2 separate regions of the Homo sapiens genome follow, and region 1 is linked to region 2. Evidence: chromatin loops called from intact Hi-C (ENCODE). Cell type or tissue: ascending aorta. All regions are shown on one strand. Links, peaks and the distances in the headings refer to the core of each region. The heading gives the core; the rest is flanking DNA.

Region 1 (13,176 bases), core at 2,260-6,259, 220 kb after region 2:
ACCCTTCTCCCTAACATCATCTTTTTATTTATAAAACACTACTAAGCTTATTGGCAGAAAGACACCATCTCATGTAACATTCAGGGTGGTCCATTTAAGAGAGTCCCCTTTAACACAGGACAGCTTTAAATGTGGCCTATTTTAAGTGGGTCACCAGATGTATTGTTTTGTTAGTCCTTCCTGGAATTGTAAGAGTAGGGAAGGCTTTCAGGGGCTGGGAGTATATGTGGAAATGCAAGAAGGCTGGTTGAGCTTTAGTACTGTGAGAATAAAGGAATCCATGAGGAAGCCTGATAACTGGGACATAAAATATAAGTAAATATGTAGGAATTTGTTCAGTATTAGTGCTAATATCTTTGCTTTCACAGGTAAGATTTTGGTTATTTGGTTTGGTTTGATTTGGTTTCATACCTCCTTGATGGTTGTAATTCATTCAGCAAAAATGTATTGACCATCTATGTGACAGCATTCTGCTGAATAGCAATAAAAATGCAAAGGCAATGTCATGTTGGGACTCAAAAGCAATACCCCAAAATGAAGGCAGCCTCAGAAGCAAAAGTTTTTCTCTGACCTTTCTTCCTTCCTGTCTCTCAGTCCCATTTTCCCATGAGGCTACCCATAGAAACTAAAATCCCTCTTCCCCAAGGCAGTTCATGGAAAGGAGAACCCCTTTTCGTCAAAGCCAGCCATAAAACCTTAAACTATTATTGTAACTTTCCCCTCATCTTTCTGTGTAAAAACTGCCCATAAAGAAATTATTTAATCTACGTTGTTTGACTATAGGTCATAGGTCCCCATTCCAGAGAGGGCTTTGCCCCATATCCAGGAGGAAGGAACACATGCTCAGGAGGCCAAGAAGAATCCAGACAAGCTTTGCTGGGTCTCCCCATTCAGTCTGCTAGCATTAGGTCATGCCTTTTTTGGCCCAATCATATTTCTACACTACTATCTATGGTTCTGTCTCATGAACTTAAGCATAAAAATAAACAATTTCCTTTATATCTTTGGATCTTCATTCTGAGGATATCTACACTACATGAAACTATGATCAAATAAATTTGTATGCCTTTTCGCCTATTAATCTGCCTCGTGTCAGTGAGTTTCAGCAAACCTTTAGAGAGTGAAGGGGAAGTTTTTCTTTGGACACAACACCTTCCAGAGCCCACATTCTAGAGTAGATAGATAAACAGATATATCCATTCCCCCCGAGGCTACCCATACAAAAATACAGCAAGTGAGGAGGAAAGGGGAGAATCAGGGAAGGTCTCTTTGAGAAAGTAGTTTTATAGCAGAGACCCTAAGGAAGTGAAAGGTGTATACTATGTGTGTACCAAGCAGAGGTAACAGCAAAGGCAAAGCCCTGGAGACCAGGGTGTGCTTGGCCATTCCTGGAACAGTAAAGAGGGAAGGGCCCAGAGAGCACACGTCCTTGTGAGCCTCTAGCTTTACTCAAGCCTTCCTAAAGTTAAAGATGAGGGAGAGAAGTGGCGTGGGGTAGAACTTGGGTACTCTTACTTATTGGAAAGTTGAAGTTGAGGTAGAGAGACAACCTGCTTCTGGCATCCCCAAGCAACTGATCACAGAGGATGGAATATGGCTAGCAAGGACTTAAAGAGTGAGGAAAGAAAGGAGAGATCTTTGCCCACTGAAGCTAAGTAAGTTAACTACTTTTAGATGGAAGACTAGGCAAGGATTACAATGTCCTATCCCAGCCAGTGATCATTTCCACATTATCCCTCATTTCAGAGCCTGCACAATTCTACTGTTGACATTACTGTGGAAACTTGGCTATATCAATAGGGTTATCTAAAGTTAAACCAAAATAAACTTTATCTTAGAAAGTTTGTTATTAAGGACAAAAAAAGGAAAAGACATTTTATTCATTGTTCTCTGTTTCAAACTCTCCATACTTCTCCTTCCTCCTCATTCTGCCATTACCTGATTCATTGGTATCTCCAGAGTTGAAGAGGTTCCTTCTCATTTTCTTTATTTCTTGATAAAAATATTTAAGTGACAAATAGATTGTATATATTCAAAGTGTAGAACATGATGACTTGATATTTGTAAACACTGTGTATCACCACAACCAAATTCATTAATACATCCCTCACCACCCATGCAATATATTAGATTCCCAGAATTTGTTCATCTCATAACTGAAAGTCTGTTGAAAGGCACTGAAGAGCAGAGACAGCATTTCTCTGCCATCCTGGCATGAAGGCCTAGATGATAGTCACTAAGGCTGGAATGAAAAGTTTTACTGGCAGGAACCTGTTGCCTCATCCTGATCTGTAAGTCTCAATATGAGATAATTTCTTTTCCTTCCAACTGGACTTTGACTTCACTATCCTTTTCTCTCTGGTATTGTTCACAAGCTTTTCACATATTCTGTAGGTCATCTCCCGGTTTGGGACTTATGATATGATTCCATCTCCTACTTTCAGCTCTGCCCTGAACAACTTAAACAAAAACAGACAAGTAAAAGAATGTCGGCTTTTAAGTTATTCATTTATTCAATTAACATTAATGAATACCTACTACATGCTAGCCATTGTGTCTAGGTGCTCGGAATGAAACTGGGAATAACACATACCTGGCTAATGTATGGTGTGAGAGAATGTGCAGACCAGAAAGGAAAATTATTCCGCTTCCAAATCCACTTATATCCTCTGATATTTATGGAGATCCCATCAGATCCCAGCAGTCCTCATTTCATAAACCTTCCCTAAGTGGGATCCCCAAAGGATTCAAGATTTACTAAGGAGAAAGATCTTCCTAGAGCCTCAAACATAAATTAGATGCTCCTACTCCCATTATTATCTTTCTTGGCATTTAACACAATTAAAACTATACATTTATGGGCCAGGCACAGTGGCTCATGCCTGTAATCCCAGTACTTTGGGAGGCCGAGGCAGGCAAATCACAAGGTCAGGAGTCTGAGATCAGCCTGGCCAATACAGTGAAAGCCCATCTCTACTAAAAATACAAAAATTAGCCGGGAGTGGTGGCATGTGCCTGTAGTCCCAGCTACTTGGGAGGAGAATCGCTTGAACCTGGGAGATGGAGGTTGCGATGAGCCGAGATTGTGCCACTGCACTCCAGCCTGGGTGACAGAGAGAAACTCTGTCTAAAAATAAATAAATAAATAAAATTATACATTTATTTGAGTGCATGTTTATTTCATGTCCACCCTTTACCAAATTTTCAAGTTACTTAAATCACTTTGTTACTTGTGTCCCCAGTGCCTAGCATAATGCCTGGCATAGGTACCAAAAAAATACTTGTCAGTTTATGGTTGAATGAAAAATTGAACAAATGAATCAAGTCCTTCCTGTTATCAGCTTGAAAGAGGACACCAAAAATTGAAACTAATCTTCTTACATGCTTCTCTGAAGGAGGGGCCATGATCATCACGCTTTAGATTTTAAATAATCCTGATGTTTCAGGGAAATTTAAAATTTAAATATGCCTGTTTGTATACTGAGTCACCTTCTTGCTGATCATCACAGGATTGAACTTACAAGGTAAGAGCATGATCTGAACATTGCACACCAAGCCCCAGACCAGGGCCTATGTTCAGGGTGCTCATCTTTCATTAGCCAAGGGTCTAATATCCTACTTTAGACAATTTGGGCTTCTGGCTTCTTAAACCAGTTTTTCTGGAACCAAGCTCTGCAGTCCCAGGCTCTGCTCACATTCCAGAGAGGGTTAGGGTTTCTCATTAATCTCTGTCTGGATCCTGTCCTCAAATTAGCGACCACTGAAATATAATCCCTGTCATGGGGAATGAAGAACTTGATCCATACAAAGTTAAGCTGAAGAACTGCTCCCTCTCTGAGACCAGTTGTCCCTGACTTCTCACTTCTCCCAGGCATAGCACAATGACTCAGGGAAGCCATTATTGCACTGTCACTACCAAGCAGCCATCCATCACTCCAAAAGGTTTATACAAGAGTCCTTTCTACATAACTTGACATTTTTTGCCCATATTTAGCACCAACAGAGAGCAGACTCCTGGAGTTGAGAAAGAAAAGGTACTTGGGTTCTGTATAGCTGAATTGATACTCTTTTCTCAGAATTAAAATAAAAGAGCAGGGTCTAGATAGGACCCATTCTGTGACAATTTGTCCTTACTTTTAGAACCTCATATGGCAGGTTTCGAATATGGAAGTGAGAAGAGTTGCCTAGAGCAAAATATGGAAATCCCAGAAAGTACTCAGAGACAGCATCAGGCCTCAGATGCTTAGAGGGGGCAGAAGTAACCTCTTCCAGGAGGTCTTGGTATAGTTCTTTTACAATGTAGCATGGTGATGAGGATCTCAGAGACTCACACTGCCAAGGTTCAACTCTAGCTATGTAACTTCTGGTAAGTTACTTACATTTTTTTATGCTTCAATTTACTGTTCTGTGAAACAAGATGAAAATGGTACCTATCTCTTAGGAATATTATGAGAATTTAGTATATTTAAAGCATTTACGGAAGTGCCTAGCAAATAGCAATACATATGTACGATTATTACTTAACATCAAAAGTCTGAGTTAGATGTTGAATTAGAACTTTCTAAAGTCAGCTCCATCTCTAAGTTTCAAGATTACAGATATCTTCTAATATACATACTATTTATAAAATTAGGGAATTTTATAAGCTTGCAAAAGAAACTCAATATAAATGATATTTTTACCACTGTAATGATTTGTACTATAGCAATTATCTTAAATCGATATATAAAATTATTTGTGTGTGTGTGTGTGTGTGTGTGTGTGTATGTGTGTGTTTATCCAGAAAAGGGGCCTATACTTTCATCAAATTTCAAATGACAAAAAGAAAAGTCAACTCTTCTGTAGTATTCTCTGAGACAGAGTGAATAGACCAAAAACCAAACAATTTAAAGTTCAGGTTACCTGTGTGGTTAAGTTAATTACCACACATATTTTCTTTAAATAAACAAACAAACAAAAATTACGTTTACACAATTTTTGAAATGTCTTAAATCTAAATAAATGGATTATAAATACTCAAATGAAGATAAAAGTTTATTAAATACCTCCTTAGTGCATATTGAGAGGAGTGATTTAATAATACACTATGTTAATGAAGAAGAGATGATAAATCTCTTTAAGACAAGTAAAGAGAGTGAAAGACCAAGAAAGGACAGGTCCAGGATTTGATCAGAAAAGGCTCAGAATGTCTTTCTGGATAATCTTCTTGTATGGTGAGCATTTGCCTCAGGCCTGGCCACAGGATTAGTCTTTCCAGTAGAGGTCTAGCTCTCTCAACCAGAGGTCTGCTGCCAGTGGGATCATCTCAAGATCTAGCACCAGCCCCAGCCCTCTTCAGAATGGCCATTCCTCTTAAAGATAATCTGAACCTCTCGATGCACATCAAGGAAATAGAAAAGCAAGAACAAATCATATTCAAAATTAGCAGAAGGAAAAAAATAATAAAGATCAGAGCAGAACTAAACAGAGATTTAAAAAAATACAAAGGGTCAATGGGAAGTTGTTTTTTTAAGAAGATAAATAAAATTGATAAACTGCTAGCTAGACTAATAATAAAAAGAGAGAGAGATGGTCCAAATAAAATTAGAAACAAAAAAGGAGACATTACAACTGATCCCACTTAAATACGAAGGACTATCAGAGAACAACTACATGCTAACAGGTAGTTATATATAATATGAAAAATTACATGTAATAAGAACAACTACATATTATATGTAATATGAACAACTACATGCTAACAAACTGGAAAACCCAGAGAAAATGAATAAATTATAGGACATGTACAACATTGAACCAGAAAGAAGTAGAAAACCCAAACAGGCAAATAATGAGTAATGAAAGTGAATCAGTAATAAAAAATCTCCCAGTAGAGAAAAGCCCAGGACTGGATGGCTCTACTGCCAAATTCTATCAAACTTACAAAGAAAAAATAGCACCAATTATCTTCAAAGGATTCCAAAAAATTGCAGAGGAGGGAATTCTCTCTAATTCATTCTAGCAGGTCAGCATCACCCATTACCAAAATCAGGCCAAGACATACACCAAAAAAAAGGAAACCACAGGCGAATATTCCTGATGAAAATAGATGCAGAAATCCTCAATAAAATGTTAGCAAACTTAAACCAACAGCACATCAAGAAAAGATAATACACTATGATCAAGTGGGATTTATCCCAGGGATGTAAGGATAGTTCAACGTATGCAGATCAATAAACATGATACATCACATCAACAGAATGAAGGACAAAAACTTTATGATCATCTAAATTGATACACAAAAAGGATTTAACAAAATTTGACATCCTTCATTATAAAAATTCTCAACAAACTAGGCATAGAAGGAACATAGCTCAACATATTGAATGCGGAAAAGCTGAAATCCTTTCCTTTAATAACTGGATCAAGACAAGAATGCTCCCTTTCCCCACTTCTATTCAATGTAGCAATGTAAGTCCTCATCAGAGCAATCAGGCAAGAGAAAGAAATAAAATGCATTCAAATTAGAAAAGAGAAAGTTGAATTGTCCCTCTTTGCAGGTGACATAATGACATAATATTGTATATAGAAAAGCCCTAAAGACTATACTATAAAACTGTCAGAATTGATAACAAGTTCAGTAAAGATGCAGAATACAAAATTAACATGTAAAAATAAGTAGCATTTCTATACACCAATAACAAACTAGCTGAGAAAGAAATCAAGAAAGCAATCCCATTTATAATACCTACAAACAAATGTACCTAGGAATACATTTAACCAAGGAGGTGAAAGACCTCTACAAGAAAAACTACAAAACACTGATGAAAGAAATTGAAGAGAACAAAAACAAATGAAAAGACATCCCACGTTTTTTGGAAGAATTTGAAGATTGGAAGATTTAATATCATTAAAATGACCATACTGCCCAAAGCAACCTACAGATTCAATGCAATCTCTATCAAAATATGAATGAAATTATTCACAGATGTAGAGAAACAATCCAAAAATTTGTATAGAACCACAGAATAGCTCAAACAGCCAAAGCAATACTGAGCAAAAAGAAGAAAGCTGGAGGTGTCGTACTACCTGACTTCCAGATATACTGCAGAGCTATAGTAACCAAAAGAGCATGACATTTGTATAAAAACAGACATGTAGATAAAACTGAACGGAATAAAGAACCCCCAAATAAGTCCACATGTTTACAGCCAATTGATTTCTGACAAAGGTGCCAAGAACATACCCTGGGGAAAGAACACCCTCTTCAATAAATGATGCTGAGAAAACTGGAAATACATATACAGAAGAATGAAACTAGACCCCAAACTCACACTGTATACAAAGAATCAACTCAAAATGGATTACAGGCTTAAATGTAAGACTTGAAACTATAAAACCACTAGAAGAAGATATAGGGGAAATGCTCTGGGACATTGATCTAGACAAAGATCTTAGGGAGGGCTAAGATCTCAAAAGCACAGGCAGTGGGAAAAAAAATGACAAATTAGACTATATTAAATTAAAACTCTTCTGCACGGCAGAGAAAACAATCAACAGAGTGAACAAATAGCCTGTTGAATAGGAGAAAATATTTGCAAACTATTCTTCTGACAGGGGGCTAACATCCAGAATATACAAGAAGCTCAAACAACTCAACAGCAAAAAACAAATAATCTCATTAAAATGGGCAAAGAATCTGAGAAGACATATCTCAAAAGAAAACATACAAATGGCCAAGCAGTATATGAAAAAATGCTCAACACTATTAATCATCAGGGAAATGAAAATCAAAACCACAATGTGATACCATCTTACCCTAGTTAGGATGGCTATTATCAAAAAGACAATAAATTCTGGAGAGGATGTAGAGAAAAAAGGAACTTTTATACACTATTGGTGGGAATGTAAATTGGTACAGCCATTATAAACAACAGCATGAAAGTTTCTCAAAAAAGTAAAAATAGGAGAACTTCTGGCCAACATAGCCAATTAGGAGGAGCTGCAGTCTACAGCAACACAGAGAGAAATGAAAGGGGCTAGTGAATACAGCACCTTCAACTAAAATATCCAAGTTCTCACATAGGGACTGATTAGGGAAACAATTCAACACACAGAGAACAAAGAAAAGCAGGGTGGGATGATGGCCCACTTGGGAACAACATGGAGCCAAGGGAACCCCCAACCACACCCAAAGGGAGTGGTGAGTGACTGTGCGACGCTGGGAAACCATGCTTCTCCCATTGATCTTGGCAACCTGCAGATCAGGAGATCCCCCTGTGGCCCACGCTATCAGAATCTTGGTTCTGACCCACAGAGCTGTGTGGAGTCTTGGCAGAGCAGCTGCTCAGGCACGCAGAGAGACCCAGGAGCTTTAGATACTCTGGCCTCAGGAACCCCAACAAACATGTCTGCAACTCAGGCAAGGTGGGACAACTGCATGCACGCTAGGAAGGGGCAGAATCCAGGGAGCTGAGAATCCAGGGAGCTGAGCAGATAAGACCTACTGGCTTGGAATCCCAGCTTGGTAGCTACCAGCAACAGAATGGAATAGGTCTGAGATGGGACAGAGCCCCGGTCGGGGGTTGGGGGTGAAGGGCAGGCACCATCTCTGCTGTTTGGTCAACTCAGCAGTTCCAGCCTTTGGGCTTTGGAGAGTCCAGACAGTCTGAACGAGGAAGGGTCTCCCCACCAGCACAACATAGCGGCTTTGCCAGATCATTGGCAGACTGCTTCTTTAAGCAGGGACCTGACCCACTTCTCAATGGGCAGGATCTCCCAGTTGGACCCTACAGCCATGCCTGCCAGCAGGTATTAGGGAAAGAGTGCTGATCTCTCCCTGGGATAGAGTGCCTGGGGATGGGGAAGGCTGCCACCTGGGTTGGTTGGATGACAGCCATTCCAGCCTGTGGGCTTTAAAGAGTCCAATCTGACAGGGGAAAAGGCAGTTCCCCACCACAACACAGCTGTTTTGTGGAGGCATGGCCAGACTGCTTCTTTAAGCAGGACCCCCAATCCACTCCTCCTCATAGGGTGTGTCCTCCCATCCAGGGCCTTCAGACACCCCTGCCCATGTTCTCCCTGGGACAGAGTGCCTGAGAGGCAGGGCAGGCCACCACTGTGGTTATTCGAGCTTCTTAGCTGGTCCAGCCTGAGGGCCTTGGTAGACCCCAAACCCATCAGACACTGAAGGGATCTCCGACACCACAAAGCTGCTCTACCAAAAAGCAGCCAGACTACTTCTTTAAGCTGGTCCATGATCCTGTTCCTCCTGACTGGGTGAAACCTCCCAACCAGGGTCTCCAGCCACCTCCTACAGGTGTGTTCCAGCTGGCGATAGGTCAGTACTTCCCTGGGAAGGAGCTTCCAGAGGAAGGGCAGGCTGCCATCTTTGATGTATTGCAGCCTTCACTGATGATGCCTCCAGGTATGGGAAAAACTGAGGCAACTAGGGTTTGGAGCAGACACCCAGCAAACTGCAGCAGCCCTATGGAAGAGTCAGCAGGCTGTTAAAAGAAAAACAAACAAAGAGAAAACAACAACAACAAAACCCCACAAAAACCCCATCTAAAGATCAGCAACCTCAAAGATCAAAGGTAGATAAGCCCGCCAAGATGAGAAAGAATCAACACAAAAATGCTGTAAACTCAAAAAGTCCCCATTTTCCTCCAAATGATCACAACACCTCTCCAGCAAGGGCTGAGGCTGAGCCTTTGGGCTGAGGCTGATGGCTGAAATGACAGAATTAGGCTTCAGAAGGTGGGTAATAATGAATTTTGCTGAGCTAAAGGAACATGTTGTAACACAATGCAAAGAAGCTAAGAATCATGATAAAACAACACAGGAGCTGACAGCCAAAACAGGCAGTTTAAAGAAGAACATAACCAGCATGTTAGAGCTGAAAAACACACTACAAGAACTTCACAATGCAATCACAAGTATTAATAGCAGAATAGACCAAGTGCAGGAAAAAAACTCAGAACATGAAGACCATCATTCTGAAATAAGATAGGCAGACAAGAATAGAGAAAAAAAATGAAAAGGAATGAACAAAACCTCTGAGAAATATGAGATTATGTAGAGACCAAATCTATGACTGATTGGGGTACCTGAAAGAGACAGAGAGAATGGAAGCAAGTGGGAAAACATACTTTAGGATATCATCCAGGAGAACTTCCCCAACCTAGCAAGACAGGCCAACATTAAAATTCAGGAAATGCAGAGAACCACAGTAAGATACTTCATGAGAATATCATGCACAAGAGACATAATCATCAGATTCTCCAAGGTCAAAATGGAAGAAAAAATGTTAAGTGCAGCCAAAGAGAAAAGCCATATCATCTACAAAGGCAAGCCTATGAGACTAACAGTGGACCTCCCCACAGAAACCCTACCAGCTAGAAGAAATGGGGGGCCAATTCTTTAAGAATTCAACATTCTTAAAGAAAAGAATTTCCAACCCAGAATTTCATATCCAGCCAAACTGAGCTTCATAAGCAAAGGAGAAATGAGATTATTTTCAGACAAGCAAATGTGAAGAGAATTTGTTACCAATAGGCCTGCCTTGCAAGAGCTCCTGAAGGAGCACTAAATATGGAAAGTAAAAATCATTACCAGCCAATACAAAAATACACTAAAATACACAGACCAGTGACACTATGTAGCAACCACATAAACAAGTCTGCAAAATAACCAGCTAGCAACATGATGACAGGATCAAATCCACACGTAACAACACTAACCTTAAATGTAAATGGGCTAAAGGCCTCAGATAAGAGACACAGAGTGGTAAGCTGGATGAAGAAGCAAGACCATCAGTATGCTGTTGTCAAGAGATCCATCTCACACATAATGACACACACAGGCTCAAAACGAAGGGATGAAGGAAAATTTACCAAGCAAATGGAAAACAGGAAAAAGCAGGGGTTGCAATCCTAGTTTCTGGCAAAACAGACTTTAAACCAACAAAGATCAAAAACAAAGGGTATTACATGATGGTAAAGGGTTCAATTCAACAAGAAGATCTAGCTATCCTAAATATATATGCACCCAATACAGGAGCACCCAGATTTGTAAAGCAATTTCTTAGAGATTTTCAAAGTAACTTAGACTCCCACACAATAATAGTGGGAGACTTTAATATCCCACTGACAATATTAGACAGATCATTGAGAAAGAAAATTAACAAAGACATTCAGGACTTGAACTCAGTTCTGGATCAAGTGGACCTGTCAGATATATATAGAACTCTCCACCCAAAAACAACAAAGTATACTTTCTTCTCATTGCCACACAGCACTTACTCTAAAATTGATCATACCCAGAAGTAAAACACTCCTTAGCAAGTGCAAAAAAAGCGAAATCATAATAAACAGTCTCTCAGACCACAGCACAATCAAATTAGAATTCAAAATTAAGAAATTCACTCAAAACCATACAATTACATAGAAAGTGAACAACCTGCTCCTGAATGACTCTTAGGTAAATAATGAAATTAAGGCAAATACCAGGAAGTTCATTGAACCAATGAGAACAAAAATACAATGTACCAGAATCTCTGGGGCACAACTAAAGCATTGTTAAGAGGGAAATTTATAGCACTAATGACCACATCAAAAAAGCTAGAAAGATCTCAATTTAACAACCTAATCTTACAACTAAAAGAACTAGAGAACTAAGAACAAACAAACCCCAAAGCTAGCAGAAGACAAGAAAAAAAAATATCAGCTGAACTGAAGGAGACAGAACACAAAAAAGCCTTCAAAAAATCAATGAATCCAGGAGTTGATTTATTGAAAAAAATAATAAAATAGACTGCTAGCTAGACTAATAAAGAAAAAAAGAGAAGACTCAAATAAACACAATCAGAAATGATAAAAGGGACATCACTACTGACACCACAGAAATACAAACAACCACAAGAGAATACTGTAAGCACCTCCATGCACATAAACTAGAAAATCTAAAAGAAATGGATAAATTCCTGGACACATACACCCTCCCAAAACTGAACCAGGAAGAAACTGATTCCCCAAATAGACAAATAATGAGTTCTGAAATTGAGGCAGTAATAGCCTACCAACCAAAAAAAGCCCAGGACCAGATGGATTCACAGTTGAATTCTACTGAAGGTACAAAGAAGAGCTGGTACTATTTCTACTAAAACTATCCCCAAAAAATTGAAAAGGAGGGACTCCTCCCTAACTCATTGTATGAGGCCAGCATCATACTGATACCAAAACCTGGTAGAGATACAACAAAAATAGAAAACTCAGGCCAATCATAATGAACATTGATGCAAAAACCCTCTATAAACTGAATTCAGCAGTACATCGAAAAGCTAATCCACCACAATCAAGTAGGCTTCATCCCTGGGATGCAAGGTTGGTTCAACATATGCGAACCAATAAATGTGATTCATCACATAAATAGATCTAAAGACAAAAACCACGTGATTATTTCAATAGATGCAGAAAAGGCTTTCAATAAAATTCAACATTCCTTCATGTTAAAAACTTTCAGCCAGGCATAGTGACTGGCTGGGTGCATTGGCTTACACCTGTAATCCCAGCACTTTGGGAGGCCGAGGCAGGCAGATCACTTGAGGTCAGGAGTTTGATACCAGCCTGGCCAACATGGTGATACCCCATCTCTACTAAATATACAAAAATTAGCCAGGTGTAGTGGCGCACACCTGTAGTTCCAGCTACTTGGGAGGCTGAGGCAGGATAATCTTTTAAACTTTGGAGATGGAGCTCACAGTGAGCTGTGATCATGCCACTGCACTCCAACCTGGGCAACAAAGAAAGACTCTGGCAAAACAAAACAAAACAAAACAAAAAACCTCTCAATGAACTAGGTATTGAAGGAACATAGCTCAAAATAATAAGACCAATCCATAACCAATATCACACTGAATGGGCAAAAGCTGGAAGCAGTCCTCTTGAAAACTGGCACAGAACAAGGATGCCCTCTCTCACCATTCCTATTCAACATAGTATTGAAAGTTCTGGCCAGGGCAATCAGGCAAGAGAAAGAAATAAAGTGTATTCATACAGGAAGGGAGGAAGTCGAACTATCTTTGTTTGCAGATGACATGATCCCATATCTAGAAAACCCCATTGTCTCAGCCTAAAAGCTTCTGATGCTTCAACAAAGTCTGAGGATACAAAAGCAATGTGCAGAAATTACAAGCAT
Region 2 (17,000 bases), core at 7,693-11,692:
GTTTTAGAATTTATAACATTGTCTTTGAGAAAAATTTGTACTTCAAGTGTAATACAACTTTCAAAAACTGTCTTATTTTAGGCTATGTCCCCTCCAAAAGCAGAGTGTGTAAAAATTTCTGTAAAACATTTTATTTAGCATATAGTCTTAGGGAGCGAGGGTGAGAACCAAGAAAGTAAAACAAAAAAGACACAAAGCCAAAACAAAAGTGCACACCAAGCTGGTCACTCTATGGGTAAATAAGGCTTGATGTCACCAGGATCTTTTGAGAAGCCATAGAATGTCCCTGAGAATTGTTCACCCAAAGGCCAACTGAAGAAGTATTTACATATGGTTTCTCATCCACCATTGTTTAAAGATCAGCTGTCCGTGGATGCCTGCTGACTGTATCATGCTGGCATCCTATGCTGGGACATCAGAGAAGCCCCAAGGCAGAGAGAAAAAGGAGAGCACACTTGAGTTGAGACACTGTCAGCCCAAGTAAGTGGAAGCCTCCTGGGCTCAAATCTGGGGTAAGGCTGTAAAGATGTGAGGTGGAGAACAACAGACATCACAAGTTCTAATTTAATAAGATTACAATTGTAATACACATCAATTACTAAGTGGTATATCAAAATAATGTGTACATTAGAATTAACTGAGCAGAAAGTATTAGATAAATAATAATACCATCATGATTTTTAAATAACCACTTTAGCTGGAGATATATTTATAACAATGCCCTATAGCAATTTAGGTTATAGAGTTTAATGTTTTAAATTATTTTCCAAAAACTTTGTACTATGTTCAGATAAGTAATCACCCCTTGCTAGCCAGACCAATAAAGCAGAAAAGAGAGAAGAATCAAATAGACGCAATACATATTGATAAAGGGGATATCATCACTGATCCCACAGTAATACAAACTACCATCAGAGAATACTATAAACACCTCTACACAAATAAACTAGACAATCTAGAAGAAATGGATACATTCCTGGACACATACACCCTCCCAAGTCTAAATCAGGAAGAAGTCGAATCCCTGAATAGACCAGTAACAAGTTCTGAAATTGAGGCAGTAATTAATAGCCTATCAACCAAAAAAAGTCCAGGTCCAGAGGGATTTACAGCCGAATTCTACCAGAGGTGCAAAGAGGAGCTTGTACCATTCCTTCTGAAACTATTCCAAACAATAGAAGAAGAAAGAATCCTCCCTAACTCATTTTATGAGGCCAGCATCATCCTGATACCAAAATCTGGCAGAGACACAACAAAAAAAGAAAATTTTAGGCCAATATCCCTGATGAACATTGATGCGAAAATGCTCAGTAAAATACTGGCAAACCGAATCCAGCAGCACATCAAAAAGCTTATCCACCATGATCAAGTCGGCTTCATCCTTGGGATGCCAGGCTGGTTCAACATACGCAAATCAATAAATGGAATCCATCACATAAACAGAACCAATGACAAAAACCAACTGATTATCTCAATAGATGCAGAAAAGGCCTTTGACAAAATTCAACACCCCTTCATGCTAAAAACTCTCAATAAACTAGGTATTGATGGAACATATCTCAAAATAATAAGAGCTATTTTTGACAAACCCACAGCCAATATCATACTGAATGTGCAAAAACTGGAAGCATTCCCTTTGAAAACCAGCACAAGACAAGGATGCCCTCTCTCACCACTCCTATTCAACATAGTATTGGAAGTAATCACCCCTATAAGGATTGTGTTCCAAGACCCCTAATGGATGCCTGAACCCATGGATGTCATCAAACCCTGTATATACTGTGTTCCTTCCTGTACATAGGAAATTATCATAAAGTATAATTTATAAATTAGGCAGGATAAGAAATTAATAACAATAATGGATAACAAAATACTAAATTAAAATAATATACTACAATAAAAGTTACATGAATGTGGTCTCTTTCAAAATATCTTATTGTACTATACTCATCTTTTTTCCTGTTATGAAGAAGGGATGAAGTGGGATGCTACACTATTTCATCATGCTAGTCAGAATGGCCGCTATTTAAAACTTGTGTATTGTTTATTCCTGGAATTTTTCATTTCATATTTTCTGACTATGGTTGACTGCAGGTAAATGAAACCACAGGAAGCGAAACCATGGATAAGGGAGATTTTCGTATGTTAAAAAACATTTTTAATGTTTTAGTATGAATAATTTTAACATGTACAAAAGTAGAGAGGCTAACACAATGAGCCTCCCCACTCCTACCCCAGCTTCACTAATCATCAACTCAAGTTACTTTTGTTTCATCTGTATTCTTACCTCCTGTCATCCAATTATCATGAAGCAAACCAGACATCATGTCATCTCATTAAAAAAAAGTTTTCTTGGCCGGGCGCAGTGGTTCACACCTGTAATCCCAGCACTTTGGGAGGCCGAGGTGGGTGGATCACTTGAGGTCAGGAGTTCAAGACCAGCCTGGCCAACCTGGTGAAACCCCATCTCTACTAAAAATACAAATATTAGCTGGGAGTGGTGGCGGGCACCTGTAATCCCAGCTACTTGGGAGGCTAAGGCAGGAGAATCACTTGAACCCGGGGGGTGGAGGTTGCAGTGAGCCGAGATTACACCATTGCACTCCTGCCTGGGTGACAGAGTGAGACTCTGTCTCAAAAAAAAAAAAAAGTTTTCTTAAGTATCTTTAAAACGTAAGTATCATTAACAAAATTCATAAGTAAAATATTTTTACATCCATGAAGAGTAAGAAAATTTCCTCAATATAATCAAACCTCTTTATGTTTTTCTGATTATCTTATGTATTTTTTTAATAGTTGATCAATTGTTTTGTCTGAATCAGGATCCAAACAAGGTTCACATATTGAATGCAGTGATTATGTTTCATATCTCTTGTAAACTTTGGGTTTCTCCTTGTTCTCTTTCTTTGCCATTTATTCACTGAAGAAATCTGGTGTTTTGTCCTATGGAATTTTTCATGTTCTGGATTTTGTCCAAAAACTTTATAAGGTTTTAAATAATCAAGACTTCAGAAGAAAAAGTCTAGCAGAATAGATAAGGAAATGGCTAACTTAGGACCACAGTTGTCCTTTTTTTCCCCGTTTGTCACTAGCAAAACCCTACAGAAGCAGATGGTTAATTAATTTCGGTGGTCATCCAGATTGGTGCTGACTTTCAGAATCTAAATGGTTAACATTGTTTGGGGATCCAAAATTCAGGAATATATCAAGGCAAAGGTGTAGATTATGAAAATAATATATATACATTGTATACAGATGATATGATTTGGCTCTGTGTCCCCATCCAAATCTCATCTTGAATTGTGATCGCCATGTGTCAAGGGAGGAACCTGGTTTCCCTCATGCTATTCTCCTGAAAGTGAGTGAGTCTCACAAGATCTGATGGTGTTAAAAGTGGCAGATTCTCCTGTGCTCACACTTCATTTCTCTTTTCTGTTGCCATGTGAAGAAGGCATGGCAATCACCTTCCACCATGATTTTAAGTTTCCTGAGTTTTCCCCAGCCATGTGGAACTGTGAGTCATTTAAACCTCTTTCCTTTATAAATTACCCAGTCTCAAATATATATGCATGAAATACAAATACGTGTATATATACGAAATATATATACACAAATAGATATATTTTGTATATATACAGATATATACACATATTTATATTTCATGCATATATATTTATATTTGTGTGTGTTTTAAACATGTTTAAATATATGAATTAAAGGCTTGTTTTCATTTTTCTTGAAAAGTTTACCCAGTCAATAAATGAAAGCTTTCAGCCCACATTTCTGCTGGTAAACAAGATAGAAAACCATATATTCCAAACTTCTTTTGCTGTTAAAGGGATTTCTTTCAACCCTAAAATATATATTCATGCTTTGCCTGCATTACAACTATTTTGGATATAGACCTAATTTCTTGATTTATGATAAATAAACATTTCATCCTGTCATAACCATCTTGCTTATATTCAAAATAAACAGTGTGCATTATTTGGAAATAGTGTAAATGTTGGAGTTATTCAGAGCCATAGAAGCAAGACACAATTGCTTCTCTACTACCCTAGTAACCTCCCAACTAATCTTCCCACTTCTATTTCCACCACTCTCCCTAACTTATTCTCCATATGGCTGACAAAATGATGTTTTTATGCTTAATTCTGGTTAGCAGAATAAGCATTTTTTAAACTTACAAATACAGAAATACATTTTAGAAAGAAAAGTCGATAAAATGGTTCAAAGTAGTTCTTTGGAGTTGAAATCAGGATGGGATTTTTTCCTAATTATTACAATATAATTGCTGTAATATCATTTGATGTTTTGTACACATGTATTATACATGTGTTATTTTGGCAAAATAACTTTTTTTGTCAAGGAACACAGTTGTAACTGCTGCATCCTTGATGAGGCTATCCACTACCATCCTGCCATCTCCGTCTTGGGGCTGCTTTAAATTATCCTTCCCAAGTCCTGTTTCTTCATCTTTTCCTTCAATTCTAAAAATTCCTTTTTAGTTGGGGTTGATTTCAGCTGTTTGCAACCGAAGAGCTCTGATTGATATACATGGACAAATGTGCGTCTCATCTTACGTCTCTCCAGTGGATCCCCACTGCCTACAGAGCAGTAAAGGGCCTTGGCTGGCCATCTGAGGACCTTCGGGACCAGGCCCCTCTTCTCGCCATCAGGTCTCTGTCACCATTTTTGTTTCTAGGGGAGCCAGTCACAGAAACTGACTGTGCATCTATGGGTGTGCTAGGCTCTCCCTTTTTTCTGGAGTGATGCTTCTTCTTTCTTTGGCAGATGGTTATTCACTTTCAGTCCTTGGCTCAGGTATCAGCTCCACCACAAAAACACCACTGAGTCCTTCATTTGTGCTCCTATAGAGCCCATATATACCTCTACTTACTATTCCCTGCCAAAGATTGATACTATTTCTTATGTATCTGTCTTCTCCATCAGACTCTAAGATAATCAAGAGCACAGCTTCGTTTATTTTTATACTTCCAATGCCTCCTACATCCCATCACACTCAAATTTAATTTTTATTTTTATTTTTATTTTTATTGATCATTCTTGGGTGTTTCTCACAGAGGGGGATTTGGCAGGGTCATAGGACAATAGTGGAGGGAAGGTCAGCAGATAAACAAGTGAACAAAGGTCTCTGGTTTTCCTAGGCAGAGGACCCTGCGGCCTTCCGCAGTGTTTGTGTCCCTGGGTACTTGAGATTAGGGAGTGGTGATGACTCTTAACGAGCATGCTGCCTTCAAGCATCTGTTTAACAAAGCACATCTTGCACTGCCCTTAATCCATTTAACCCTGAGTGGACACAGCACATGTTTCAGAGAGCACAGGGTTGGGGGTAAGGTCACAGATCAACAGGATCCCAAGGCAGAATAATTTTTCTTAGTACAGAACAAAATGAAAAGTCTCCCATGTCTACTTCTTTCCACACAGACACGGCAACCATCCAATTTCTCAATCTTTTCCCAACCTTTCCCCGCTTTCTATTCCACAAAACCACCATTGTCATCATGGCCCGTTCTCAATGAGCTGTTGGGCACACCTCCCAGACGGGGTGGTGGCCGGGCAGAGGGGCTCCTCACTTCCCAGTAGGGGTGGCCGGGCAGAGGCGCCCCTCACCTCCTGGACGGGGCGGCTGGCCGGGCGGGGGGCTGACCCCCCACCTCCCTCCCGGACGGGGCGGCTGGCCGGGCGGGGGGCTGACCCCCCACCTCCCTCCCGGACGGGGTGGCTGGCCGGGTGGGGGGCTGACCCCCACCTCCCTCCCGGACGGGGCGGCTGCTGGGCGGAGACGCTCCTCACTTCCCAGACGGGGTGGCTGCCAGGCGGAGGGGCTCCTCACTTCTCAGACGGGGCGGCTGCCGGGAGGAGGGGCTCCTCACTTCTCAGACGGGGCGGTTGCCAGGCGGAGGGTCTCCTCCCTTCTCAGACGGGGTGGCTGGGCAGAGACGCGCCTCACCTCCCAGACGGGGTCGCGGCCGGGCAGAGGCGCTCCTCACATCCCAGACGGGGCGGCGGGGCAAAGGCGCTCCCCACATCTCAGACGATGGGCGGCCAGGCAGAGACGCTCCTCACTTCCTAGATGGGATGGCAGCCGGGAAGAGGCGCTCCTCACTTCCTAGATGGGATGGCGGCCGGGCAGAGATGCTCCTTACATTCCAGACTGGGCAGCCAGGCAGAGGGGCTCCTCACATCCCAGACGATGGGCGGCCAGGCAGAGACGCTCCTCACTTCCCAGACGGGGTGGCGGCCGGGCAGAGGCTGCACTCTGGGCACTTTGGGAGGCCAAGGCAGGCGGCTGGGAGGTGGAGGTTGTAGCGAGCCGAGATCACGCCACTGCACTCCAGCCTGGGCACCATTGAGCACTGAGTGAACCAGACACCGTCTGCAATCCCGGCACCTCCGGAGGCCGAGGCTGGCGGATCACTCGCGGTTAGGAGCTGGAGACCAGCCTGGCCAACACAGCGAAACCCCGTCTCCACCAAAAAAAATACGAAAACCAGTCAGGCGTGGCGGCGCGCGCCTGCAATCGCAGGCACTCGGCAGGCTGAGGCAGGAGAATCAGGCAGGGAGGTTGCAGTGAGCCGAGATGGCAGCAGTACAGTCCAGCTTCAGCTCGGCATCAGAGGGAGACCGTGGAAAGAGAGAGAGAGGGAGACCGTGGGGAGAGGGAGACGGAGAGGGAGAGGGAGAGCTTAAATTTTTTGTGAGCTGAAATGGATACTTCTGAATCATAAAAGGGGTTAAATTATATATTACATAATTTGCATGTTAGTTTTTTTAAAACCTCTATCCAAAAAGGTACTTTAAAAAATACTAATGTTAACAACACTCAAAAATCAAGTCAGCTCTCCTATGTATGATGGTTGGTCTTTAATGGATAAAGAGTAAAGCTCTATTGACCTTTCGGGGAGAAATCATCAGGCTCTCCTTGATTGCACTGCCATGACGACATGGCAACATCAGTATGATCTATTTAAACATATACTAAAATCTAAATGTCTAGGGATCTGTCCTTGTTCACATTCATTTGCTAGGGCTGCTGTAACACAGTACCACAAACTGAGTGACTAGCTTACAGTTATGGAGACTAGAAGTTCTAAATCACGGTTTCAGTAGGGTTAGTTTCTTCTGAGGGCAATGTGGGAGAATCTGTTCCATGCCTCTCCGCAGCTTCTGGTGGTTGCTGGCAATCTTTGCAGTTCCTTGGCTTATAGATGCATCACCCCAATATCCTCCTTCATCTTCACGCTGCATTCTCCCTGTGTATGTGTCTGAGTCCAACTTTTTCCTTTTATAAGGATACCACTCATACTGGGTTAGGGCATGTCCTAATGAACTCATCTTAACTGGATCATCTGCAAAGACTCTATTTCCAAATGAAATCACACTCACAGGGGATAGGGCTTCAACATCTTTTTGAAGGACAAAATTCAACTCATAATAAGTGTCTACTGTGATCTCTTGCCACTTTCCCTTCCCTGGTTACACTGGCCTTCTTCTGTTCCTAGAACAGATCAATGGATTGCCCTTCTCACTCTCATGGATTTGGTACTTCCTATTCTTTATACTTGGAAAACTCTTTACCTGTCCACTATAATCTTCTTTAGATCTGAGGGCCAAGCCAGAGAGTCTGGCCCTGACCACTCTATCAAGGGATGTCCCTCCAGCTACCTGCTGTTAGTCTATTTATTTCTGTATAACCCTTACCACTCCCTGAAATCATCTTGTTCTTTTATGTGTTTGCCTCTCCTATCTAGAATGGAAGTTCCAGGACCACAAAGATCTCACCTTTCTTCTTAATGATGCACCCTCAACACCTAAAACAGTACTGGGTGTATAGTAGAGGCTCACTAAAGAATGACTGTGTTACATTGAATTAAATGTACTCACAAGTAAGGTAAAAAGACAATCATTTGGAGTCACATAAACAGATAGCATAAAAATTTACCAAGGAAACAATAAAAACGAGGATGTTATCCAACAGTTATTTTTTTCAAATATGGAAACACCACTATCCTCCCTTCTCCCATGACTCAACGTTGCCTTGGATCACACGTCACTTTTGTTTTAACATAGCCTCCACTGACCACCCTATTTAAAATCACATCTCTCTACCTGAGCCAGTATTCCCACATAATTCTTTGTTGTTCTATTGTTCCATAACACTTATCATTTCTAAAATACTCTATAATAAACTTATTCATGCTGCTTTTTAAAATTGCCTTTGTCTTCTCCAGTAAAGACATTTGTCCGTTTTTTTCACTGAAGTAGCAAAAGAATTTAGAACAGTGCCTGGTACCTAGTAGGTGCTCAATAAATACTTGTAGATGGCTGAATGAGAAGTGCTGTCTTGCCCTTTCAGGTTCCAAATTGTTTACTTGGGCACTATGGCAATAACAGAAGCTTATTTGTAAATGAAAATGTAAAAGAAAATTCCAGATTAAAGAAGAGAGAATTCGAATCAATATGGTGTGCACAATGCTCAGTGTTTTTATGCAGGTTCTTTCTATCCTTGCTTAACATTTTGATGTTTATTGGTTCCCACATATTAAGTTCCCATTAGGTTAAGTGAATCCTGCAGGAGCTGTATTGGTTCTGAACTCCGGGCTTCACTTTTGCCTTGACCATAATTGAGGTTTTTGTCATTCTCTAGGCTGAGTGGTTAGTGGTTAGTAGTCAGTGCAGTCTCTAGCCAGGCCTATTATATTTCCTTTTTCTAAAGAAACGTTTTCCCCGCACCATACCAACATAAAAGGCCTCCCAACAATCCAGACCAACCTTTGTCTTAATGGAGTCTGAAGTTCACTCCCCTGTTTATGATGTGTAACAACTGAAGTGGGAGATATAAAGTTTGCAGCTATTATGTAATCAAAAACATTTGTGTTTTCCCAAAAAGGAAGGAGGAGGCAAGAAGGGGATGGGGAGATGGGGAGGGGCGGGGGATAGGAAAAGGAAAACCCCCAGATTTAGAAGCTCAGAGCCTGTGCTGTGAGCAGGAAGTTGAAACTCATCCAGCTGTCACATAAAAACAAAAGAAAAATACTTTATGTATTCAATCATTATTAAGGCTCTGCATGTCTATTTCCCATGTTATTTGCCAGCAAGTATATATTGGTTTTCAAATGCTAGCATTTTAAGAGCAGTAAAAATATTTGCTTTTAAGTTAAAAATTGCTTCATTTCTGAAGGCCATAAAAACAAAAATTCATGTGGTAAAAGAGAAAAAAAAATATGTTACTCTCACCCTCAGCTTCAAGCATTCTTTACTGAAACCAAAGAGCCCTCTATTGCTAACTTGGAAGGGCACTTTCTAGATGGAGAGTTGCTGTAGGCTGAGCCAGCAGTGCACCAGTCCCAAAAATGTTTTTTAGGAATAAAGTACCCAGTTTCCAGTGATGTTGTAGAGGTGGACAGGACTTAAAGGCTAGCAGATGATCGCCCTTTGGGCTGCCAGCACATGCTTCTTCTATAGAGAGGAGGTCTCTTTAAGCCAAACTGAAAGACGGGAAATTTGGGGAAGTAAAAGTTTTTTTGGGCATCTTTCTCTTTTAGCTTCTCTGTATGAATAGGGAAACCACAATTGGAATTGAATTATTAAATTTATGAATCTTAGCATTGTGAAGTGTTAGAACTAGAAAATACTGAAGAAAGCAAAGGCCTAACTCTGTATTTTGCAGTTGAGAAAATTGGAGCACAGAGAAATGCTGTGACTTTGCCAAGGTCATGAGTCTATTCAGCATCTGGGCCAAGCTTCAAACTCACTCACATAGTTGTCTGAAAATAAACATTGAATGAAAGTATTCTGATTGTGATTTACTCATTTTCCCTCTTTGGTCGTCTAATAAGTGTTTTTGTGCTGTCCTCTAAAACCTTATAGAAAGATTATTTTACTACTTCTGGAGGAGAAAACTCACATATCACTATTTAGTCTATTTACTTCATTTCTATAAAAGACCATCTTGAGAATGTGTTTTATACACTCCAGGTCCACATAAACATAAAATTTGATCCCTTATGAATAGAAATGTTTGTAGTGGATTCTTAAAAGGCAACAGTGTTCTGATGCAGCTTTCCCACAGGAAAGAGTTCCCGAATTCCCAAATTCCTGTTGATGATGCCAATTTCTCTTGAAATTAAGACTTTGTTTATTTCACCCTCACTGTCATTCTTGCCCATTCACCATACCTCCAGTTTAAGTTCAGCCTCTTTTTTTTTTTTTTTGAGATGGAGTCTCGCTCTGTCGCCCACGCTGGAGTGCAGTGGCACAATCTCGGCTCACTGCAACTTCCGCCTCCCGGGTTCAAGCGATTCTCCTGCCTCAGCCTCCTGAGTAGCTAGGATTACAAGCGCACACCACTATGCCCAGCTAATTTTTTAATTTTTATTTTTATTAGAGATGGGGTTTCACCATGTTGGCCAGGCTGGTCTCAAACTCCTGACCTTGTGATCTGCCCACCTTGGCCTCCCAAAGTGCTGGGATTACAGGCGTGAGTGAGCCACTGCACCCGGCCAAATTCAGCCTCTCTTTAGATACTTCTGTCTTAGCTCCTTACTCAACACCTTTTTGGCTTCAGTTCAAAATTGCTCTCCGAGAGGACTAAATAACCTTGATGCTCATTGTCACCTCTTTACTGCCCTTAGTCATTGATTGGCATGTTTTTGTCTATCCAGGTCCTGGTGCAAAGTGCCCTGCTAAGTTCTCCTGAGCTTAACATCTTCTTTCTATTAATACATCCTAAATTCTTGACACTTTTATCTTCTCTCTTACTTTCTATATTTATTACGTTTGAAATAAATACACACAAAATAATACATCAATCAACTTCATCCCTGTAACTCTTGCATATATGCATGTGTGTAGTTTTAACAAATGATAATACAAACACTTGTGTGTACACCATCAAGTTTAAGAAATAGAATACTGTTGATGTTGTTGAAGCCATTATAGGCTCCTCCTGATTGCACCTGCCTCCCTTCCAAATATTTATTATTCCATTGCTTTTCTTTATAATTTTACTATTTATGCATATGCCCCTAAGAGATGTTTAGTTTTGCTTTTGTTGAGGTTTAAAAACATGGCACCATATATATATATATATAGCTTTTTGTGACTTGCTTTTCCTGCTTACTATTTTGTTAAATTATTGCTTATCAATACATGTTACTTAATTAGTTTTCATTGCAGTAAGGAATTCCATTATATGACTATTTCACAACTTATTCATACTTTCTACTTTTGACTGATAGATATTTGGGTATTCTCAGTTATTTGTTTTTACAGAAATTGCTGTTATGAACATGTTTATTCATGTCTCCTGGCTTATTCATTAAATATTTTCTCCAGAGTATAAAAGAATAAATTTATTTTTACATTATAGGCTATAAGTATTTTCAACATTATACCTCAACATTATTAGGTAATGTAAAACTGTTTCCTGAAGTCACTGTACCATTTATATTCCCATTACTCCACAATCTCTCCAAAACTTGGATTTATCCAACTGTTTTTTGTTTTTGTTTTTTGCTAATTTGGGTGTGTGAAATTTTATCTCATTCATAATATTAATATGCATTTCCCTAGTTATTAATGCAGTTGAACATTTTTACATTCAGACAGGCCATTCCTGTTTCCTCTTTTAATATATGAACATGCATATTCATGCATTTTGCCTACTTCTAAGAAATTGAATGGTCTGTCTTTCTGTTGTTTATTTATATGAGTTCTTTTTATATTCTAGATTCTAGGCTTTTTGTTCATAATGTATTGTAAATATTGTCTATGAATTTGTGACTTTTTTACTTTTTTGGGGTTTCCTTTTGATGTTCAAAAGTTCCTAATTTTAATATAGTCAAATTTCTTTACTTTTCTTCATAATTAGCATTTTAAAAATTTTGTTTAAGAAATCCTTCTCTGCCTTGGGTTCACGAATTATTCTGCTAGTTCTTTCTAAAACTGTAAAATTTTTCTCTAGAGCTATATGGATTTTGTATGACTGTGTAGTATGAGATATAATCTTCTTTTTCTTATGAATAGGCAAATGGACCACTACTATTTATTGAACAGTCTAATCTTTCCTCACTAATCTGTAACAAAAGCTCTGTTATATATCAGGTTTCCATATTTGGCTGAGTTTATTTGGGGCTCTGTATTTCATTCCACTGGGCTATGTGTTTATATCTGTACCAATAGCATATTTACTTATTAGATTAATTTTATATTAAGGAAAGATTTCTGGTGTGGTGAGTCCTTTCAATATAATTCTTTAAGAATATCTTGGCTACAACAAGCTTCACAAAATGAGTTGGGCAGTTTTCCTCTTTTTCTCTTATTTGAAAAAGTTTTGTGTAAGATTGAAATTACCTGTTTCTTAAATATTTGATCTAATTTATCTGAAAATGTCTTTACCAGGTGCTCTATTTGTGAGAAGATTTAATTGGATTGAATTCCTTTAATAATAAAAAGTTCTTCAAGATTTTTATGTCTTCTGTCATTTGGTTAAGTTACATTTTTCTAATAATGTGTGCAGCTCACCTAATTCCTCAAATTTATTGGCACAGAGGCTTTAATGATAGTCTCTTGCTATCTTTTTAAACGGAGTTCCTTCTCCAGTTGTGTCCTCTTTTGTATTCATAATATTATTCATCTGTGCCTCCTTTTTTTCCCTTTAATCTTACCAAAAGTGGATCAATTTTATTAGACTTTTAGAAGATACATTTTTGGCTTTTTTGATCCTCTCTATTGGATCTTTGATTTTTCTTTTATTAACGCATCACCATTCCTTCAATGGTACATTTCTTTCTGATATTGCTCTAATCCTTTAGCAAATAACTTCATAAATGAGTTCACAGTTTGCTGAAGGAACAGGTGACAGGTTAAGGAATTTCACACCATTCCCTCCCTGACTTTAGCAGAGATTGGCTATTGCCCAGTTGGGCAGAAAGTAGCTTTGGGTTCGACAGGGTGGTATATGGTATTAGGAATATCCATAACATCAGAGTCTGAAGAGGATACACATATGCCTTTGACAGCCCTAATCACATTACCATACATTTGATACTAAGATTTTCTTACTTGCTTGTTTAAACTACATACTGGTGAATTTCCAAAAATGCAATTTTTACCTATATGAGAGAGATAACAATTTCCCACCGATTAAATATTTTGACAGGGTGAGCGATTAATAAGGGAAGACAAGGAGATAGAATTGCTGAGGATGGAATGAATTCTTGAAATGAATACACTTGACTATGAGATAAAATGAAAAAATAAAAAGAGGAAGAAATATTGGCAATTATTTTTCATTCACATAATAACTTACAGTTTTCTTTTTCAGACATCTGAATAAGCAAAACCTCATTTGATTCTCTAATAGCCCCACTATCAGTGAGTTGGGTAAAGCAAGTATTCTAGAGAATATAGAAGGAGAAGCAAGTACCTGGGGGTGGTTTCCTTAGGAAAGGAAGTCATCTGCTTGACTGAAGACAGCCTTAATAATGAAACAACTGATAAATTTTTAAAACATTTTGTCGAATTGCTGTGATGCATAGAGTACCTTGAATAGATTTTGAGATGAACTTGATTAACAGGCAACTTGTTTCAATTGACATAACCTTCCTGAGAGTCATCGTTATTCCTTACACTGATTTCCTCTTCAGAATCTAAGATATAATATACATCTTTAATTTATCTCATCACTCTAGTGAGGCACCTTCCAGCATATGCTTTTGAATTTGTTAACTGAAGGCATATCTTGAGTTTGTAATCCATGAAAGCTGGTATTAAAGACAAAATAAATATACTTCAGGAAAGATAACATTTTTCACAACAGATGTGAGAGCAAAGAAACTGCTGACATGTTTATTAGCAATGGATAAACTGAATGTTTCAGTTTGGCCCAGCACCCAGAAAATGCAGATGTGTATCCAGATGCAAACCTCTAGAGTCTGCAAAATAAAATTTGTATTGGACATTTTACAAGATCTTTGGCACTTCCTGCTTGACAAGAAGTACCCCTGAGGGCCACCTATCTCATGATATTTAGGCAGTTTTTCCCCTACTCTTGTAAGAGCCAAGAATTGCAGAGGGCAGAGGGCACAGTACAAAAAAAAAAAAAAGAAAAAGAAAAGAAAGAAAGCAACAAAGAAAGGAAGAAAGAGGAGGAGAAAAAAATAGAAATGAGAAGTTTACTGAACTTTTTTGACCTTCAAGTTAGGATTTTTAAAAAGTGGGTCTGGAATATGAGATGACTCAGTCATCTTTCTTCACCCTAGGTTATTTTTACTAGTTGTGAACACACCAAGCATTCCTTAGCTCTTGCGAACATTTATTTGAATGCGTAAGGTCTCAGTTTAATTCCTGTCTTTTCCCTGGTGGGAAAGTACTTGACTAAAGTCTTAGCTAATTTCAGAATGCAGTGATTTTTTTTTAATGTATGGACAAATCCTAACCAAAAAGTAAGGCTCCATATAGGAATCTATGCTTTTAACAATATCTATTTAGGATAGAAAATACATTAGAGAGTGTCCAAAAACTAAATAATTTGGTATTGTGCCTACTCTAGGGGGATGTATGGCTGAGTTAATTAAATTATTGATTAAAGAATCTTCCTTACAACTCATTTTCAACAAAGAAGGAGCCAAGAACATACAATGATGAAAGAACAGCCTCTTAAATAAATGATGCTGGGAAAACTGTATATCCATATGCAGAAGAATAAAACTAGGACCCTATCTCTCACGATATACAAAAGTCAAATAAAAAGGAATTAAATATTTAAATCTAAGACCTAACACTATGAAACCACTAGAAGAAAATGTTGGGAAAATGCTCCAGGACATTGGTCTGAGCAAAGATTTTTTGTGTAAGACCTCAAAAGCACAGGCAACAAAAGCAAAAATAGGCAAATGAGATTATATCAAGCTAAAACACTTCTGCACATCAAAGGAAACAATCAGCAAAATGAAGAGAACCACAGAATGGAAGAAAATATTTGCAGACTATCCATCTGTCAAGGGATTCAAAACCAGAATATATAAGGAGCTAAAACAACTCAATAGCACAAAAACAAATAATCCGATTTAAAAATGGGCAAAATATGTGAATAGACATTTCTCAAATGAAGACATATAAATGACCAACAGGTATATGAAAAATGCTCAACATCACTAATCATCAGGGAAATGCAATCAAAGCTACAATGAGATATTATCTCACCCCAGTTAGAATGGCTTTTATCAAAAGACAGAATAACAGATACCGGCAACAATGTAAAGAAAGGGGAACCCTCCCACTGTTGTTGGGAATGTACATGAGTGCAGCCACTGTGGAGAACAGTATGGAGGTTTCTCAGAAAACTAAAAATAGAACTACCATATGATCCAGGAATTCCACTATTGCGTATATCTCCAAAAGAAAGAAAATCAATATATCAAAGAGATATCTGCACTTCTGTGTTTATTGCAGCACTATTCACCATAGCCAAAATATGGAATCAAACTATGTGGTCGTCAATGGGTGAATGGATAAAGAAAATGTGAGATGTATATAGATGTGGTATACAATGTGATCTATCTATCTATCTACAATGAAATATTATTCAGCCATAAAAAAAGAAATTCTGTAATTTGCAGCAAGATGGATGGAACTGGAAGTCATTATGTTAAGTGAAACGAGCCAAGCACACAAAGACAAATATCACATGTTCTCACTCATCTGTGTGACTTATAAAAGTGGATCTCATAAAAATAGAGAGTAGATTGATGGTTATCAGAGGCCAGGAAGGGTAGTGAGGAGGGGGTATGAAAAGAGATTGGTTAATGAGTATAAACATGCACCCAGAAGAAATAGGATCTTGTGTTCAGTACAACAGTAGGGTGACTATAGTTAACATTAATTGATTATACATTTCAAAGAGATCGAAGAGAATAATTAGAATATCTTAGCATAAAGAAAATATAAATATTTAGGGTGATAAATATCCCAATTACCCTGATTTGATTATATGAATATGTCAAATTATCATATGTGCCCCCAAAATATGTATATGTAATACATATCAATAAAACGAGAATCTGACTTTTCATCAGTTAGTTTTTAAAAAATTAACAACAGTAATAGATATAATTTATTCAACCACATAAGCCAAGTACTGTGCCAATTGCTTTACATGCCGATAGTAACAATTGCTAACATTTGATCAGTTAGCGTGTTACTCATTATGGTAAGCTGTTTACTTGCATTATTTTATTTAATTCTTTCAAAAATTCCTTAAAGTCAATTTCACTATTATGTATATTTGCTGTATGACAAGACTAAGGCTTAGAAAACTTAAGTGATTCTGTAAGATGTTTGACAATAAATTTAACTGAGGGAAAGCTGTTTTGAGATGTTTGGATTGTTTTTGTAATGGTGAAATTATTTTTGTGAACTTGTTTAGAACTTAGAAGGCCTTGAAAGTTGCAATGGCATTTAATTCATACACCTAACAAATTACATGCTGATTTGCTCATGACTTGTCACTACTATTCTCTCCTTGGTGCCAGGAGAATATGAATCTGTAGTGAGTTGTTCAAATAACTGCACTTCTTTGAGGCACCAGGACTCAGAAACCAAGAACCCAGTAAAGAACGTGGGGTCAAGACAGAAATTAGTACACAAAAAGTAGATATTTAAAACAATAGATTTTCATCAGATCAAGCAACAATAACCAAGTGAAAGTGTTATTTAAAAATTGGTGATACAATCCCCAGGAACCCCCTTCATTGTGGCTTCTGGCTTTCTTTATTTTATATACAAACTTGATCCTAAAACATCTGTGCTTAAAAGTCATCAACATGGATGAAATTTGAGGCTTCATCTTGAATTGATGTCTATGTGTGCATGTTTCTGGTACAACAGCAATGCATAAATGTATTTTCAGGATTGTTTAGAAACATAACATTTTAAATATTTGTTTCAACAAGACAAATGTAACATTTTAACAA

The links. Peaks named below come from ENCODE experiments on the same cell type or tissue, not always from the same donor. Only the 100,000 strongest peaks of a DNase experiment are listed, where the experiment ranks them.
Region 1: it touches region 2 in a loop (3-fold over the local background); 1 of 110 quality-filtered maps calls a loop at or near these places.

What each region holds. Positions count from the first base shown.
Region 1 is chr1:170,187,355-170,200,530 of GRCh38, reverse strand. All of the region lies in intron 1 of LINC01681 (long intergenic non-protein coding RNA 1681), which reads right to left. Among named protein-coding and RNA genes, the nearest start is that of LINC01681, 20 kb to the right of the region's middle. In ascending aorta, for the core only: no CTCF peak of the experiment used is centred there; a DNase peak (open chromatin) is centred at 3,880; H3K27ac peaks cover 2,332 bases.
Region 2 is chr1:170,407,933-170,424,932 of GRCh38, reverse strand. No RefSeq gene overlaps it. Among named protein-coding and RNA genes, the nearest start is that of GORAB, 120 kb to the left of the region's middle. In ascending aorta, for the core only: no CTCF peak of the experiment used is centred there; a DNase peak (open chromatin) is centred at 9,742; H3K27ac peaks cover 3,181 bases.